Linked DNA regions of Homo sapiens: regions 1 and 2 are each linked to region 3. The links are chromatin loops, found by intact Hi-C in ENCODE. Cell type or tissue: endothelial cell of umbilical vein. All regions are shown on one strand. Region 1 overlaps SORBS1 (sorbin and SH3 domain containing 1). Region 2 overlaps ENTPD1 (ectonucleoside triphosphate diphosphohydrolase 1). Region 3 overlaps ENTPD1 (ectonucleoside triphosphate diphosphohydrolase 1).

Region 1 (2,500 bases), 470 kb after region 3:
GGGATTGTCTCTTCTCACTACAACCTCTGAGCTTTCTTTTGCCTTACTTCACTGAGAAAGGATAGTGAGCTCTGGAAGTATATCTTGCTGGAATATCCCAGAGAAACACAAATAATCATTGCTTGTCTTAGACCTCCCCCCACTAACAACAAGTACCACATGCCTTGCGGATGGCATTATTTCAGCCATTGTTTTCACTTCCTTGACCAAAGTCTTTATGGTCTGTGAAAGACAAGCTGAAAATGTGTTACACACTGAGAAGACCAGCATTGTCTCTGCTTTAAATAGCATTTTTAAAAGCACATATGTAAATGAAGTCCCAGAGCAGGCCAACAAGGACCTCTTTGTGCAGATGTGACCCACAAATGCAACCCCATTATAGGTGACTTTTAGGGAATGATTTCTATGATGTAGGATATTTCCCAAAGTTTGAAATGGGAGTAAGGAATTCTAGCATCTTTAGTATTCAGCCTACAGTTGCCCCATGATATCTCTGAATTGGCTTTGGTACAAATTGACTTTTGGCACTTAAAGGAGGATTTTCTTAGCCTTGCACCCAAAGGAATATAAAATAGAAGGGAGAATTGAGCTCATCCTTCCTCTAGAGATAACGAAACTGACTTTAAAACTCTAGTTATTTTAAAGTCTTAATTATTACAGCTGCAAAAAGAATTTACAGGTAGAGGAGTTAAGTGTATAAACACATTTTATTCAATGATTGTATGAGACTTTATGCATTGGATCCAGCTTTTGAGTTTCTGTGGTCTGGGATGATAGTTTTATTTGCAGACAGGAATGTATTTTATAGTTGAGTAAATAAAATGTTTTAAAATTTTTTATTAAAACAAAGACAAAGAGAAATTAAGTTGGTGCTTAGGAATTGCTCTTTGATTTGGCAGTGCTGAGCTTTGAAAGTTCAGGCATCTTCTGAGTTAAGAGCACCAGACTTGCAAACAGCCTGCTTGTTCCTCTCTTCTGGTCCCTCCTAGACACTGTCTCCCGATAGCAGCTGAGCTGTCCTGGATGAACAGCGCCACCTAGTGACCAGTGGAGAGGGACGCATCTGACCCAAAGTCTGCACCCTCCTTCTCCCCTCCCCAAAGCATTGGTGCACACCTCATTTCTTCTCCTTTCTCTCCTTTCTTTTTTTCGCCTCTGCTGTTCACCATTCAGACATCAGTTAAATCTACCTCAGGCAATCTTTTCCACGTGCAGTATTTAACAGTATCCTAACCCTTTCTCTTTTCTCCTTTTCTTAAAACCTGGTCAATTATGTCACCGAAAAAAGCTTTTGCTGTGTGTAGTTGTCTCCCCACCCCCAAAACAGACCATGATTGGTATATGAAACAATAATGCCATACTTTAGTCAAGGAAAGCAAAAGCTATTAAGTTATGTTTAATAGAGTCCATGCCGTTGATTTTTCAAGTCTGTTTCAGAATCCACACATTTCTGCCCATCTCATCTGCCAAACAACTAAATTAGTTTTATCTAAAATATTAGCTTTCAGGAAAAATGGTGGAATTTTTTCCCTAATTAGTTGTGATTGTTTTACTAAATCTATCATTACAAATAATTTTTGAGGATAATATATAGTATTTTAATACCAGCATACATTTAAATAGTCTCCATGCATAGCTTGATAAATTAACAGTATTGCTGCCAAAAACTTCACTCCAGGTACCACACAGCTAACTTCAAACAAATGTTGAGAACACAGTCCAGTTGTATACTGGGGCTTTCCTCTAGCTTGTCTCCCCACCCCATTGCTCTAACAACCTCTTAATTATTTAAAGACTCAGAGATGCTTTTTCAAAGTAGCATTTTCTCTGAAGCCACATGCATTCTTTGCACAGGCCTCAGAGTTCTTCTAATGAGACTGCTTCTTTTTGTGTAGGTCTTACTTTAAAAGATAATACTTGTGAAGACTTGCCAAATTAACTAAATCAATGCCCATATCCTGAGGAACAGTCCTGAAATGAACAGCTCCTTATGGTCTGAGGCATCCTAATGGTGGGCTTATTACCTAGTTGAACTAACAGGGTTTGGGAGGAAGGTGTGGTAAGGATAAATTTTTTCTTCACTTCCTACTGCAACCACTCTGCCACAAAAGAGTAAGAGACATAAATAAAAGTGGCATAAACCATGGAAGCTGTTTTGGAAAGCTTTTCAGCCATTCAGAAGCAGAATCAAAATCCTACCAGATCATGGGAATCAGCATTTCTACTTTTTTTTTTTCTCACACCAACTGGGGACCACTTTCCCCAGTAAAGCCTGCCAGAACTTTGACACTAGACATTTACCCTGAACTCCTTGCTTCCTCCACCCCTTCGCTTTAGCCACCCAAAATGAACTGAAATTTCAGCAAGATCCTGACTAAAAAGATACCTTTTTAGCTCCAACAAGTTGTTAGAATAGCAAATAGTTCAAGACTCCAGGGACCATTTTTGGACAGATTATTTAAAACCAGTTTAATTTGTAAACACTGCCCTGTTTATTGCA
Region 2 (2,500 bases), 80 kb after region 3:
TCCTTTCATTAAACACTTACCGTATTCGTTTTCTTTGCCTGCTATAACAAATTACCATAAAAAAACTCAGTGGTTTAAAACAAGACACATTTATTCTCTTACAGTTCTGGAAGTCTGAAGGCTGAAATCAGTTTCACTGGACTGAAATCAAGGTGTTGGTAGGACTAAGCTCCTCTCTACCCATCAGAGAATATTATGGTTGGAGATAAATTACCATATAATTGAAAAGACTGGATTGATTAATAAATATCCAATTTTATATCCTAAAAACATACAGCTTCTTCACAAGTGTTCATAGATTTACACAAACCCATCATATGCTTAGTTACAAGGAAACCTCAGAAATTATAAAGCCATATTCTCTAACCATCATGGAAAAAATGAAAAATTAATTATAATGGCAAACAAAAATAAAAATCATTTACAATCTTTTAGAAGTAATATTCTGGGCTACAGAGAATAAAAATGTGATGTCAAACTATTTAGAAAACGATGACACCACATATAAAAATGTGTTGGATCTATTCACAGTAAGAACAGATTCAGAAAAACTATCAGAGGCCGGGTGTGGTGGCTCACACCTGTAATCCCAGCATTTTGGGAGGCCTAGGCAGGCAGATCACTTGAGTCCAGGAGTTTGAGACCAGCCTGGGCAACATGGTGAAACCCCGTCATAACAAAAATAAATAAATAAATAAATAAATACAGAAAAACTATTATAAGTATGGCAGGAAAACTTGAATACTTTTATATGATAAAGCATGCACATAAGTTGATTAAAAACATCAAATCCAAATAAGTATTATAATAAACAGGAAAAGGATGTAAAAAGTATACAAAAGAAGTATATCGTGAAAAATGTCAAATTTACTGTAATTAAGAAATACAAACTAAAACAATCTAAAAATTGATAAAATTATTTAAAAACAAAAACACCAAAGCTGTCAGGGATGCCACAAAACAGGAACTGCTTTTGAGAGCATGAAGGGCCCAACCTTTGGGAATGCAACCTGGCAACAGTAATCAAGAACTTTAAAAAACATTAACAAGTTTCAATCTAGTAAGTCTATTTCTGGGATCCTGTCCTCAGAGTGCAATCCTACATATGGAAAAAACTTCCTGCACAAAGACATTTATTGGAAATGGAAACATCCTCAATATTCAATAACAGGAGAACTGTTAAATAAACTATGTGACTATAAAAATTACGCTAACAAAGACCACGCTATAAAATGGAAAATACATGTGCTTCACTGCTACAGTAAAACCAGGCTTTAAAACTGCATATATAGCCTAATGATCATGGTGCCATCTCATAACTTTTCAAGGTCCTATTCAAGTGAATGCCAAATGAGAGAAACAACCCAGGCATAGTAAAAAAAAAAAAAAAAAACTGCCAGGAAATGGCACCAAAATATTACAAGTGATTGTTTTTCTTCCCTACTGTAATCTATAGTATCATGTTTTCTTTAATGGGCATGTGCTATGTTACTTGTATCCTCACGGACATAAAGCAATGCTTTACATCCTTCCTATGAATCAAAAGGAAACACTTCTTTTTTTTTTTTTTTTTTGCTTCTTTTTAAATTTTTTTAAACCAAGCAGTGGTTATGGAAGGAAACACCTCTTTGTGTAACAGGGCATGTACTGCCACTGTCGGTCTCTAAAGTCACTTTGATGATCTAACAAAAACAGCATGTTTCATACATGTTAGACAACCTCTACTCTGGATTTTTTTCTCCAACAACTTATTTTCTCTTCACAACCCCCTCAAGTTTTCAAGCCTAAAGAAATTCCATCGGTTCTCTCTGCACCCACTTTCCTTGCTTTGCTCCTAGAATTATTCCCACCTTTCTTCTGCAGAGCGTAGACAATGCCTCAGGCACACTGTTGCCAGTCTCAGAGCCCTGAGTCCCTGCTACCTCTAGCTCCCTGGGACTCCAACACCCAGCACAAGATTCTGCAGGCAGCCACACATTCTGCTCCAGTACTTCTCAAGTTGAAGGCAGAGAATAAGGGAAGTTTAGGGAAGCTTGGAGCCATGGAGAAAAGGTGGAGACATGCAGGAAATCTAACACAAGGCCTTTTTGTGTAACAGTAGTTTTTGTGTGCTGAAGATTCCAGTTTCTAGGATTTGGCAAATTGGGAGCCTCAATTTCCTGTTCTAGGGCATATATTTGCTGAATGAATAAATGAATTAGGCTTCCCATCATCCTGCAATGACACCTGACCAGTGACTAGAAGTGGCAGCTTGGTGAGGGAGTAGAGGGTGGGAAGAGCTTGGTCATTTAGTACCAAAATAAGCCCTGAGACTAAGGCATGCGATGACCCTGCCACATTGCCAGTCAAAGTGTGGTCTGTGGAGGGGCAGCATTATCATCGCCTGGGAACTTGTTAGAAATGTAGACCTACTTCAGAGCTATTGGATCAGAATCTGCATTTTTAACAAGTTCTCTAATGATACATACTCATGCTAAAGTTTGAGAAGCACTGCTTCAGA
Region 3 (2,500 bases):
CACTTCCCTACCTTTGCACATCCGGTAGAACACAAGCTCCATGAAGTCAGAGACTTTGTCCTGTTCACTGTTGTATCCTCAGTACTTAGAACAGTGCCTGACATATAATAGGTGCTGAATAAACATCAGTTACTGAATGCATGCTGTCTGTTCTGCTGATAAAGCTGTTCCCCGATCCTCCAACTCATTTTTCATGATTCAGTTCAGGCATCCCTTCCTCTAAGTCTTCCTGACCTCCTCTCACCCTGGGCAGGGCCAAATGTGCTCCCATAGCAGCTCTGAGCACTCCTCTATTAAAACACTGATCACCCTGCATTGAAACTGATTTCCTTGAGGGTTGAGTTTTCATATTCTGGATAGAGCAGGCACTATATGCTGAATGAATGAACAAGTGAACAAATAATTCACACAGGTATCAAGTGATATAAAGATGTGCTAGTTGTGAATATTTATGACCTGGGATGTCTATGAGTCTCCTCTTATCCTCTTCCTCCCAGATATTGAATAGTTAAATCTGTAGCCCCAAACCCCAGAGTATACGGGCCCAGTCTTTCTCTCCCTGTGCCCCTTCCCCTTTGAATCCCCCATAGGGAGATGCACAAGGGGGCTTTTTTTTTTAACATACATAAAATCCTACCCCTATATATACTAAGAGTTTGAACATTTTATTCACTTACTAAAATATCCTTTCTTAAGTATGGACTTGGGTGTGTAGAACTTGGGGTATTAGGGAGTGTGGCCCTTTCCCATAACTTCAGAGGCTCTTTCACTGCCAAGCCTAACTCCCAGATACTCTTGGTCCCTACATGCTGCTATACCTGAGCAACCGCATGCCTGCCGTGGCTCCCAGGTAAACGGGTGTCTCTTGGTGCTGGGACCTTGGAATCACTTCCCTAGCTCTTTCCATGCAATCAGTCAGGTAAATGCCTATTTCATTTACTTTCTGAACAAATTTTGAGATTCCAGGACCTAGGAAAAAATGTAGAAGATAACAATCTTTTAAAAAAAAATTATAAAACATACCTTGACAATAGTAGATCAAAATATGGTGTTTTGAAAAAAATACAAGAAAACAATTTCCTGATGTACTATACATTAGGTTATTGTACTTAGAGGGTAATTCACTGGACCTAGCCTTGAGAGGATTTAATTTCCAGACTTTAAGTTGGGTCTGTTCAGTGTTCAATAATTCTGCCACTGGATGGCGCAATTTCATATTCAATTGCATAACATTCTCAGACTTTAATGGGGATATTATAGATAGCTACTCTGTTAGCTGCTTTTTGATATTTCCTCCAGAACACTGTAATTAATGACACTAGTTCCTAAAAGACCTAAAGATAACACTTGGAATAAAAATTAAGCGTCAGACAAATTGGCTTTTACTAAAAAGATGGAAGCTGCCACTAACTAGTTATCTGATCCTGGCCAGCACCTTAAAGTTTCTGAGGTGGAGTTGCTTCCTGTTACAAGAAAGAGGAACAGAATCTATGTCTCTTCAGTGACTTTTCCACTCCGATATCCTGCCTCCCTAGCAAAACTGTTTTTCCAGTTTTAGAGCAAAACCGACTGTTGCTATGGAGGATTAGAGCCAAGATTCCTTAAGCTTTTTGAAGTTATAACAACACTTTCATCTCACATTAAGATAAATATCTACACTATCAGTGCTTCATAGCAGAGTAATTGCTTTAAGGATAATTATTCAAATAAGTTATCCAGATCATTCACAGGTTTTCAAACAGCCTAATAACCATGAGAAAATCAGCTCTAAGTTACCAGCTAATTGTTTTGATTCAGAAAATTTGGTGTTAAATATTTGATTAACTAGAGAACTCTCTCTTTTGAGAGGGAAGAATCCTTCATTGTTAGGCCAAACGCTCATGGGATAAGTCTCAGAAGAAGGACATCTGCTAGATTTTTTTTTTTGAGACGGAGTCTTGCTCTGTCGCCCAGGCTGGAGTGTAGTGGCGCGATCTCGGCTAACTGCAACCTCCGCCTCCCGGGTTCAAGTGATTCTCCTGCCTCAGCCACCCTAGTAGCTGGGACTACAGGCACGCACCACCATGCCTAGCTAATTTTTTTGTATTTTTAGTAGATACAGGGTTTCACCGTGTTAGCCAGGATGGTCTCCATCTCCTGACCTTGTGATCCGCCCACCTCAGCCTCCCAAAGTGCTGGGATTACAGGCATGAGCCACCGTGCTTGGCCATTAAAATAACTTTTAAAAATGGAAGGCAGTGTGTCAAATAAAAGCCAATAAAATGAGGGATTTGGGCTTTAAGAAAGGCCAGAAGTACTGTCTCAGATGGGGCCAAAGTGTCAGTATTGATGGGGCTACTGGGTAGAATGACTTGCTCTCTTGGAAATATCTCCTCTCTACTACTTTCTTGACGACCTGTGAAAATTAGTGGATTCCACAGGCTGTCAAACTGAAAATCAATTATCTTCTAGGATCTAGGCTATCAGTCTGACTAAAAATAAACAGTGGGTTCCCAGCTCA

What was found. Hi-C counts contacts between places; a loop is a spot of excess contacts. Peaks named below come from ENCODE experiments on the same cell type or tissue, not always from the same donor. Only the 100,000 strongest peaks of a DNase experiment are listed, where the experiment ranks them.
Region 1: it touches region 3 in a loop (4-fold over the local background); 8 of 110 quality-filtered maps call a loop at or near these places.
Region 2: a loop joins it to region 3, with 8 times the contacts of the local background. A loop is called at or near these places in 15 of 110 quality-filtered maps.

Annotation. Positions count from the first base shown.
Region 1 is chr10:95,373,344-95,375,843 of GRCh38, reverse strand. The region is part of intron 19 of SORBS1 (sorbin and SH3 domain containing 1); the gene reads left to right. Among named protein-coding and RNA genes, the nearest start is that of PDLIM1, 84 kb to the right of the region's middle. In endothelial cell of umbilical vein, a CTCF peak has its summit at 1,045 (motif pointing left); a DNase peak (open chromatin) is centred at 1,003.
Region 2 is chr10:95,761,284-95,763,783 of GRCh38, reverse strand. The region is part of intron 1 of ENTPD1 (ectonucleoside triphosphate diphosphohydrolase 1); the gene reads right to left. All of the region lies in intron 5 of ENTPD1-AS1 (ENTPD1 antisense RNA 1), which reads left to right. Among named protein-coding and RNA genes, the nearest start is that of ENTPD1, 6.4 kb to the right of the region's middle. In endothelial cell of umbilical vein, no CTCF peak of the experiment used is centred here; a DNase peak (open chromatin) is centred at 1,513; H3K27ac peaks cover 782 bases.
Region 3 is chr10:95,840,813-95,843,312 of GRCh38, reverse strand. ENTPD1 (ectonucleoside triphosphate diphosphohydrolase 1) reads right to left here. Exons shown (of 10, transcript NM_001776.6): 4 at 819-969. All of the region lies in intron 4 of ENTPD1-AS1 (ENTPD1 antisense RNA 1), which reads left to right. Among named protein-coding and RNA genes, the nearest start is that of CC2D2B, 66 kb to the left of the region's middle. RefSeq lists an enhancer at 1,265-1,404. In endothelial cell of umbilical vein, a CTCF peak has its summit at 1,195 (motif pointing right); a DNase peak (open chromatin) is centred at 1,442; H3K27ac peaks cover 600 bases.